2 separate regions of the Homo sapiens genome follow, and region 2 is linked to region 1. Evidence: chromatin loops called from intact Hi-C (ENCODE). Cell type or tissue: sigmoid colon. All regions are shown on one strand. Links, peaks and the distances in the headings refer to the core of each region. The heading gives the core; the rest is flanking DNA.

The links. Peaks named below come from ENCODE experiments on the same cell type or tissue, not always from the same donor. Only the 100,000 strongest peaks of a DNase experiment are listed, where the experiment ranks them.
Region 2: a loop joins it to region 1, with 2.6 times the contacts of the local background. A loop is called at or near these places in 3 of 110 quality-filtered maps.

Annotation. Positions count from the first base shown.
Region 1 is chr10:77,285,464-77,290,845 of GRCh38, forward strand. All of the region lies in intron 2 of KCNMA1 (potassium calcium-activated channel subfamily M alpha 1), which reads right to left. Among named protein-coding and RNA genes, the nearest start is that of KCNMA1-AS3, 63 kb to the right of the region's middle. In sigmoid colon, for the core only: no CTCF peak of the experiment used is centred there; a DNase peak (open chromatin) is centred at 2,278.
Region 2 is chr10:77,191,993-77,197,374 of GRCh38, forward strand. The region is part of intron 3 of KCNMA1 (potassium calcium-activated channel subfamily M alpha 1); the gene reads right to left. Among named protein-coding and RNA genes, the nearest start is that of KCNMA1-AS2, 54 kb to the left of the region's middle. In sigmoid colon, for the core only: no CTCF peak of the experiment used is centred there; a DNase peak (open chromatin) is centred at 3,279; H3K27ac peaks cover 368 bases.

The DNA of each region.
Region 1 (5,382 bases), core at 305-5,304:
TACAGGCAGTGGTATGAGAGAAATAGAACAGACACTGAAACAGGTGAAAATTAAGATGTTACATAGGGATGGCATATGGGACTCATTAAGTTTAGGATGGTGTTTTGCCCTTCTTTAAAATGTGTTTTTCTTTTCCCCCACCATAAACTCAATTTGCCCCAGGTAGTAAACTGAAATGACTGGAATTTTCTCTGATTAGATTTCTCTGGGGCTGTTACTGGGTGTTACCACATGGCATAGGGGTGAGGTGCCAGGCTCTGGAGTCAAATTGCCTGTGCTCAAATGCTGCCTCTGCCCCTTACTGGCCATGTATTTTTGGAAAAGCCAGTTACTATCTCTAAGTTCCAGCTTCCTCATCTTTAAAGGAAGAGGTTTGTTATTATGCATACCTCATGGGTTGTTCAGATGATTAGATGAGATGTGTGAAAAGTACTTACTTAGCACAGTGCCTCTGTAAAGGACAGCGATCAGTATTCCCCTGGTGGAAACAGTGGCCATGTTTACAAGATGAAGGAGGAACCAGTCCTTACTGCCTCCCTGTGTAATCAAAGTAGTCATTATCTCCTATTGCCAGGGTTTCCTTATCTCTATCACTCATGTCCTGTCCTGACAACATATTTATAATGGGACTCTACCTACACAATTAATTGTGTAATTTTTTTTCTTTAAATCTCATTCTTTAAAGTTCAATTTTTAAATTGAACTTTATTTCACTACCACAAATGGAAAGCCCATCTCACTTGCTATAACTAGAAGGTAATTCTAAACATACAGCAAAAAAGAAAACCCAGATCATTTAAACGCCACCTCGATCTTGTCACCCCAACAAAGACTCAGAGCCTGAGAGCGGAGGCTGATTGCCAAAGTTTAGAGAGGTGTTAAAGACCTGGTAGAACCTAGGGAAGACATTCTCTCTGTGTTAAAGAGAATGTAAAAGAAAACATAACCCTCTCCTCATTGGAGTCTGTGTCATCCTATGCTGGGTCAGGCCACCACCTAAAATTACGCCATATGCCCCTGGTAATACCCATCTCTCACGTTGTTATCTAGAGTGATTTCCATTGTAGTTTATGGAGTTTTATGCATAAACAGACAGTGTTCTGTGATACCTAAGAATACTTCCAAAATTCCCATGGAAGGAGGCTCCCAATTAATTCCAGTCCATTCATTTTTAAAATTGCTGAGTGAGGCATTAGAATTCATAGAATTTGCAGACCTGTGAATTCCCCTAGCCAGCAGCAATCTTATTAGCATATCCGTAAGTCTTTGCAAATTTGACTAGGGACGGTGTGTGTGTGTGTGCGGGGGGGGGGGGGGGGTTCCATTCTTACTTTATGCATCCTCATTTATACACCCTCCTCTCTCTTGAGGTTGAGTTTCTAAGCTGATAGATCATACCTTCCATCTCTGTCCATAAATGCCTTTGACCCAAATATCATGCAAGTCCAATGGTACACATGTCCTCTAAAACACCCTAAGTGGAAAGCATTGCCTGTTGAGGATTAGAGTAGACATATAATCACGTTTCATACTGAGCTATGGCCTTCATCCAATACAAATGCCACATTCACTTAGGAAGGGTGTGTATACATGGGAAACAGCAGGGGAATCAAGGACAACTTCCTGAATCAGCCTGCTCAGCAAATCCAAACTCATTCAGCCACAAACCCAGTTCATTCATGCATCAGGGTTTGCACTGCTCTAATAAGATGAATGGAAATGCAAAGACAACACTTGGAGGGAGTCCTCTCCGTGCACTGAGACCCTTGTCTGAAAATACAAGCAACTGCTGCTGCTTCACACTCAAAGAGCCAAACATTTTGCATGGATAATTCAGAAGCAGTACGTCACTGCCCCATACACAATCCTCATGTTAAGGGAGCCTGCATCAGGAAAGCACAGACTATCTACCTACACAAAGAGGTCATTGCAAATTCCTCCTCTCCTTCCTGTTGCATTCACTTTAGCAATTTTATTACAGAAGAGACTGTCTAGTCCAGAAGCTTGCTCAGTGATGAAAGAAGCCAATTTGGGATCCTAAATTTGACTATAGAGCATTCATATGGACAACTGGGAATTACCTGGTTTGTGAACTAAGCAAAAGCCAAAACTCTAAACACCTTCTGAGCATCTATGAAAAAGTATTTCCAAATCACAAGCATTCATTTTTTAGATGGGAGTTGGCATGAGGATCTCCTGCAAAGAGAGAGAGAGAGGTTTCCTGGCATGGGATGGGGAGTGCTGAGCACCAAGACACATGTGCAAGCTGAAAGCACACCAAGTGCTCTTCTCTGCATCCAGCACCTCACACACATTAACTCAAAGGGCTGACAAGTCCCTGGATCACTCAGCAGGCAGGCAGCAAACTCTCAGAGCAAACAGAGTTACTGCTGCCTTATCTTGAGCTCCACTATTAACACACTTGTCATCACTAAGCCAGGTTGTTAGTCTCTGGAACAATTTGATGGAAAGGGCAAACACCAGAGAAAAACAAGTTGACCCAGATGGGCTGGCAGAGGGGATCAAGTGGCAATAAACTCCGTTATCACTCCTGGTTGGCAAACAAAAAGCTCTGCCTACGCATGCATTCCAGTTAACTATGGACTTCCCCTCATACATGCATGGAAGGCCATTATGCAGAGAAATGGGCACAGCAAATCACACTAAACACTGAAACTCTGCTGAAGTGACTCCAGTGACTTGGAGTTGTTGATCTAAAAATTGCTTATTCTTGCCTTGACAATAAAATCAGAGTCCAAGTTAATAAAGATTTCTAGTTAGCAAAGTCCCCAAGAGCAAACAGTTTATTCAGATCACCAGCTTTCTGCTTTGCAGTGTGAAGAGATTAAGGGTCCAGGGACACTCCTAGTTCTGGTTCTGCCTGTGTACATCACTGAGCCTTTGTAGACCTCAGCTTTATTCCCTGTGAGACTTAGACTGATCAGCAGTTCTCAATCTGAATGTGATGACAGAGTAGCAGAGGTGGCCGAATATAGAATCCTCAAAATTAACTTACAACCAAAGGCTGGTATCTGTCAGTAGCTTTACATGTATTGACTAATTTAATCTTCACAATAAACCTGTGAAGGAGGTACTATTATCATCCCTATTTTACCAGTGGGGTAACCAAGGCTCAGAAAGGCTGACAACATGCAAGGGTCACCCAGCCAGCCAGGTGCAGAGGTGAGACTAGGAATCATGTGGTCTGTCTCCAGAAATGCTGCTTTTAACTACTCAACTCTTCATAATCTAGTGCCTCTCAATAATGGTTAATAATAGCTATCAGTATGGCCAATTGATGGCCTGATTAGAGGAGATCTGAGGCTTGAAATAAAAGGCTACTGATACTCGCATTTTAACAAGCTTTTTTTGAGAGACAAAGAAGTGGAGTTTCATAACATAACCTGGAGTTTGCATCTCAAAAGTGAACACCATCCACAAGGCCAGGCAAGAAGAAAGGTTGGCACTGGCTGACCACACAATGTGGTTGGTTCCACCTCACTTAGCCATGGAGTCTATGATTCCTTGGTGCTATGAGAAAGAATGCTGCAATCTGCTCACTCTCATTTTGGGAGGACCAAAGCCCTGCCTAGCAGCAATGACAATCCTGGCCCTAACACAGCTGGGAGCCTCTTGACAGGCTTATCTCCTCCAGCTCCCCAGGAAGTCTCCCATTGGCTGTCAGATCAAGATCACCAAACCCATTCTCCTAATTAGCTCCTTGGCAGGCAAACCACACAGGAGCAGTTCCCTTTCCACCTTGAACCCAGCAGACAGTCCCACTCCCCAGCATCAGCCAGCCCCAAAGGCACAGGGCTCCCCTAAGGCCTGCATGCCCTAAGTGTCTGAGAGGACCCCATGACTACAGCACATGTCACTAAGTCCCTAACATTCCAATCATCAGCAGGCATCTGTAACTCCAGCCGGCGTCCCTCCAGGTATGCAAATGCCATCTGCCCTTACATGAGGGAAATGGACAGCAGCGGAAGTTACCAAGGGCCCACAAGGTGTCAGCATCTGGGACAGAAATGAAGTTCCCTCCCTATCACCAACTTCTCTTTTAAAGAACCACTCAAACCCTGCCAAGCTTGTACAAGAGGAGTAAATAACAAAATGACACAGATGACCCATAAAGGATGTATATTTGCTTAAATGAAATAATAGAGTACTTCACAAGTGCCTGGTCCATGTAAGACTTTTGTTTTGTTTTGTTTTAATGGCTATTTCAATATAACACTAATTTAATAGATATAGTTTAAATATAAGGGACTGTAAATAGAGTCTTCAAAATAGTACATCAAAAATTTCCTTCATGATGAAATAGATGGCCTACTATGCTTATCCAGAGTTATTCTTGCAAATTTCTACCTGTAGATATTGTTCGGCAAATAGGCAAGTTCAATTGATTGTTGATTTTAAATAAAAGTTCTAACTGAGAAAAAAAAAGTAAGCCCATAAGAGAAACCAGTTTCAAAAGGCCACATCCTGTGGATTCTCCTTATTTGACATTCTTGAAAAGATAAAGCTATGGTGATGAAAAACAGATCCCTGGCTGCCAGGGGTTAGAGATGGAAGGAGGCGGTTCGATGCGGTAAAGGCACAGTTCCACTGATTATAGTGGTGGTTACACGCCTCCATACATTTGTGAAAATTCATAGACCTACACACCAAATTTTTTTAAAAAGTCAATTTTATTTTATGATTACCTAAAAAATAAAAATGTTTACAAGGCCCATGAATTGGGTTGTCTCTAAAAGATGACTTTTCTTCATATTTCTTCCAAATTGGTTCATATTTAGAGCACTATTGATTATCTAACAAAATTTTAAATGGAAATAGTTGCAGTGGAGATTAAATGAAATAACATATTAAACTGCTTTTGAAATAAAAAGGGCATGGAGGATGTCATAGAAGTAGCGGTGCTTGCAGTAAGAAGTCAGATCAGACTTTACAACCTTGTTAAATGAGGGACTGAAGGCCTGGGGTCCCCACCACTCCTTCCCGTGAGCCAGTGCCCTTCGTACTCCACTTTCCTTATGTGTGAAAAGGGGCACCTGAGGAAGGGTTGTATCTTCAAGCACTTTAATCCCATTACCCAATTATTCACGTGCACAGACCCATAATTGGGAGTTAGATGTTTTCCTTCAGTGCTCAAAATAGAGCAAGTTTGTCCCTCAAAACCAAAAGTACTCAGGTCATGAATGAAGGCTGAAGAAATTCTGATCTGGCGGGAAATTCCACTTTCTGACAACCCTGATGGTACCTCTGAAAAAAACAAACACAATGACTGCTTTTGAAGGGCAGGAGACAGAAAGACTTAACCAGTACTTTTCAAAGGGAGGAAAATTCTGTGTCATCGTAAGCTTGAATAAACCCAGTGCT
Region 2 (5,382 bases), core at 252-5,251, 94 kb before region 1:
AGCATACCGGAAAGTAGTATAAAAACCCTAACAACTCTTTAGCATCCATATACACTCTGTATTCTTGAGCTTTGAGTAATATGGAGACTCCTGAAACAATGATAGCAGTTGACTTCAGAGCAGTTGTAAGGCTCAGGATGTCTACCTGAATAATTATTCCTAAGAGTAAAACATTCTTCTAGGAGACAAAGAAAATGACATAGATTGCTAACAGAGAGAATGGAATATGTCAATTCTTTATAAATTTCTCAATAAAACACACACAGATCATTTGCTTTCAAGAAACTCAGGTGGCGAGAACCCTTTTGTTTGTTATGAAGTTCTTTTAAATTTTATCTAACAAGACTTCAATATTATATCTGAACTAAGAGTCTCCTTTCCCATCTTCATTCCATATTTCTTATCCACGATAGACCTAGATAGGTATAGCAAAAGCAAAATACGGGCATTACAAGTTGACCTCAAAAGTGGTTGGCAGCTAGGTAGTTTTAGAATTCAATGGAAGAGCTAAAGTTCCAGCCCTATCACCTCCTAGCTATAGGATCTTAAGCAAATAATTTGACCTCTTCAAGTCTTTGTTTTCTCTTCTGTAAACTGGGGATAAGGTTACGAATTCCCAACGTTGTTCTAAGACTGAATCAGATGACTCAGCACTCAAAAGTGATAGTAATTTCCAAAACTAAGGTAATAATAATAGTGATAATAGTAACTGTTTGTAGAAAATGCCCCCAAAAGGCAATCATTCAACTGAACAAAAACTGATAGGATCAATTGTTTCTATTTTTTTCATTTGTATCTGCTTTACTGCCTCTTTATCTGGTGTTGCACTGTAATCCAAATGCCCAACAGGCTGTGCATTGGGCTACTGTAAGATTTCACAAATGCCTAGTATAATTCTATAGAGTATTAAAGAAGAAAAAGTGAAAATTATATTTCCATGAAGGCAGCCACACAGTCTCATAAATGCTAAATAATTAGCCAAGATTTCTTGACAGAGAAAGCCATAAGTCACTTTAATGAGTGGCCACAGGAGTTTGTTATTCTCCTTTTTTCCTAGTTTTTTTTTTTAGAGATGAGAGCTTTCCTTGCCTGGTTGGCTTAGCACGGATCTACATAAGAGGCAGAGATCTGAACCAGTCATATGTCTTGTAAATATCTCTTGTAAGTTTTCTTCTCTAAGAGCACGTACTTTTTCACTGTTACACTTTTGGAATGATGTCCAAGACAACCTACCCACTAATGCTTGTTTTCTCCAGCTTATCTGCAGACTACAATTATTTCAATCACAGTTGTTACCAGAGTAGAATTAGTGTTCATATTTGCCAGCAACTTCTATGTAATAAATCAGAGCTAAGCTACTACATAAAACAGAGTCTTTCCAAACAAGTATTGCTTGATTTTAGTTTTCACTAAACTGTCTTAGGAATCATGACTGACCAATTCTACTCACTCGTTCCACTCCCTCCACTGATTCTAGCCATCCCTTTTTTTTAGGGAACCCTTATTTATCTAGAAAAGGAATGGGATGGAGTAGGTGATTCAAATAGCACTAAATGCATATGCACTTATGCACATATACCAGAAGACAGAGTGAAAGTTCTTCGAGGGCAGGGTCAATGAGCCATGTATAGGTATGGAGTGGTTCATGTGGGTGGGCACCCACACAACGTGTACACACAAACATCCCCAGCCTCCCAGCACAAATATATGCTCTCCATCCAACCCCAACCCCACTCTGGGACCACTCACAAAACAGGACAGCCTAGATGAGGTGATTAGAAATGGGGGAAAGGAAAGAGAAGAGAAGTCCCAGGTCTGAATGGAGAGCTGAGAATCTAGACACAAATGCTGGCATGGGGAATGGAACCTCTGACCCCTGGATCCATACTCCTCTCACATCTACAGGAATTTAGTCCTAGGGAAACAAGAATAGACTATTCATGTAACCACTACATTCTGCTTCCTATGCCTTTTTTTTCTGGATATTAAAATTGCCACCTATGTGCTAGGAGGCTGATAAACAATAATCTATAACCAGGGATAGCCAACAACCCCTAGCCATTGGGGAGCAACAGCCTGGAGCTCACATTTCTGAAAGAGAGGGCATCCTAGAGAAAGTAGCTCAGGGTACAGTTTCAAGGCACTTCATATCAAGGCTTCCCAAATAAGAAGCCCTCATATTCATACAGGGGATGGCAGAGGCTCCTAAGAGAAAAGAAGAGCTCTCTATTTGCCAAAGGCTGGCCAATCAGGGCACGGTTGGGCAGGTAGGCTGGTACTCCCATAGCATAACAGACTGTCAAATCACTGTGGGACTTCTTTGGGCTGTTACTAGATGCAGACTTCAAAATTCTGTCTGAGCCTTCTCCAGATGTTTGCCTTGGACTCTTTGGGCCTCCCCTGGTCATCTCACCAGTCCCCTATTTAACTTATGCCTTATACTCCCTTTTCTTGCCCTCCTACCTGGCTTTGACATAGTCCTGTCATACCTGGATGGCATGACCCTGGCAATGGCACCTTGCTATGGGTCTACCTGTAAGGATTTGGAGTACAGAAGCTAAAACTATTGAATCGACAGCTAGAACCAGCCTGTTCTGAGTTCCGGACTGACAGTTGCGGATAATGAGATGCCTGAGACGTATCTCTTTCTTATTCTGAACCTTAGTATTTCAGCCAGTAGCCTAAGAGGTCTATTACAGTTCCAACTCTTGTACCTCTTGGCACATCTGCACTCAAGCAGAATGGCACACAAGCCCCTCAGCAGGGCACTCAAGGTCTACACTAACAAAGAGTACCAATGCTGAAGACTTGCTGATCCTGAATGTAGGAAGCCTGAGAACATCTGGAAAAAAAAATAATTATGTTTAAAAAACAGTTGTTCCATTTATCTGCTGCTTCACTTTGACGAACAGAAAACAATGTCACATAACATAGATAGTCACCACAAGGACACCAGCTTGTTTAAAGTTACACATGAATTTATATGTGATGCTGAAGGATAATTATAATGGCTTATATCTATTTCTAACATCTTGAAGTTTTGTTGTTGTTGTTGTTGTTATTGTTGTTGTTGTTGTTGAGGATTTTTTTTAAGAACACACAGAGAAAGACCTGGTAGAAGTCTTTCTGACATCTGGCATAGAAGACAATTATACCTTTATTGCACAAGGAAATAAAATAGCTGTGTCTTAGCTCCGTCTTTGGCTGACAGCTAAGGCCTGGAAGTTTTGTAAGTTTTCCTATTTAGGAGTTTTGTTGAGAGCCTAGCAGCCTCACAGCCAAAACGGAGTGTCTGAGATGCTGCTGATTAGAAGTCATGGGTCTGCTGAGTACAAGGCTAGAGTCACTCCTTAGGAATGTCATAAAGGACCTGGGCAGTAGAAACCAACACCACCATGGAAAATCAGACAGGATGAGTTACCTTTAAAACAAACTGTCATCATTAATAGGGAAAATGGCAATGACTTATTAACCCCTATGATTATACAATCATATCTTCAAGTATGCACACTTTTCATTTCCTTCTTGACAACTTCATGAAAGTAATGTCTCATCTCCTGGAACATTTCTTTTCCTTTTTTTTTCTTTCCTTCTTGCTTCTAATTAACATTGAAAATCATTTATTTATCAAAATTAGGTTTCCCCTGCCCATGTTTCAGAAATAATAAATAGCTGGCTGAGTATGGTGGCTCAAGCCTGTAATCCCAGCACTTTGGGAGGCCGAGGCAGGTGGATCACTTAAAGTCAGGAGTTCGAGACCAGCCTGGCCAACATGGTGAAACCCCACCTCCACTGAAAATACAAAAATTAGCTGGGAGTGGTGGTGAACACCTGTAGTCCCAGCTACTCGGGAGGCTGAGGCAGGAGAATGGTTTGAACTCGGGTGGTAGAGGTTGCAGTGAGCCAAGATCATACCACTGCACTCCAGCCTGGGCAACGGAGTGAGACTGTCTCAAAAAAAGAAAAATAATAATAAATAGCTATTTCCACCATATCAATGACATCCACTAGATTTTTGGGTATAAATTTGGAAAGAAATATGATGAATTACCTGCTCAGTGGGGTGAAGTGTCTTTCTCCTTGCTTCCTCCTGCAGGCCCTTCTTTTAATTTTATTGTCCTATCTTTGAACTTCTCTAGAGATGTTATTCCTATCATTATAAAAACATCTCTGTGAGAGGCCTAGGATGGCCCCAGGAAGCCGATTTCTTAGGATTTTCTCTTCTGTCTCTGTGAATGGATCTCTGTATCCCCACTTTCTGTTGGGCTTCAGAAATCCTTTCATTTTATGAGGAATCACTGTGTTTTTCTGGGAAAGAGGAATGGGTCTCTGTACTGAAGAATCTCACAAAAGAGAATCAGATGTTTCCTTCGCCAAGCCCCCAGATGAAAACGTTCATAAAGTGAGAATATGCCAACGTGCTGGGCAGGATCGCCTGCCTGCACAGGTCTGTACTGTAATTACATTTAAGCTCCTTTCAAAAAGCGAAATGCTCCCATTCAAAGGATCTTTTTACTGGTTACCAAAAGAACATGTTATGAAATTCTAAGCAAAGTCCATTTCAATATAATACATGGGATATGGTTAATAGAATAGGAGGAAAAAGGACTGTGGGAAGAGCTTCAATCTACTAAGCCCCCAGATTGTAGAAGATCAGATTTCATGAAGAAAACCTAAAAATAAGATAAGAAGCATTCGGCTTTGTTTCATTCTGACTGCTTAGTGCCTACTCTTGGGCTAAGGGATGCTGACAAGCTAGTATCATCAAGAATTGTCTAGGAACTGTTATTCCTACCCTAGGATTATCACAGCTTGGAATGCCTCGCCTTTCATTTTTCTCAGCTTACAACCAAGGCATGTCTAAAATGCAAAGTATCTATTTGAAATGACAAAAAAAGAAATGCAGTGAGAAAACAGATCCTGACAGTTGTGTTTTATAAAAGTCCATTCTGAGAATACAAGAAAGAAGTATACAAGTTTAAAAAAAATAAGGAAAAGAAAGCAGTTTTAAAGTAAGTCATTAGACAGCCCTAAGGCAAAAAAAAAATATTTCAAGGAGAGAAAATGATCACAATTTACTAATCAATGATGTTGAATGCAGTGCCAACATGCTTTAACAAATGCGATATTTCTTCCTAGTAGTACCATTTCATTTCTTTTAAAGTTGAATTAATAGTTTTACTAAACACTATGAAAACGATCAATAATTGCATTTCCTGAGGCATTTAGCCCAAGAAGTGCTTTTAAAAGGTATATCTTTTTATTTAGATATTTGTTAGATCTAAGCAAAATCAAATCAGGTAACATTATTCAGAAAGACATGAAAGGGTATCATCATCCTGGTCACTTGGTGCACACCCAGGTGGAGTCAGGAACATGTAG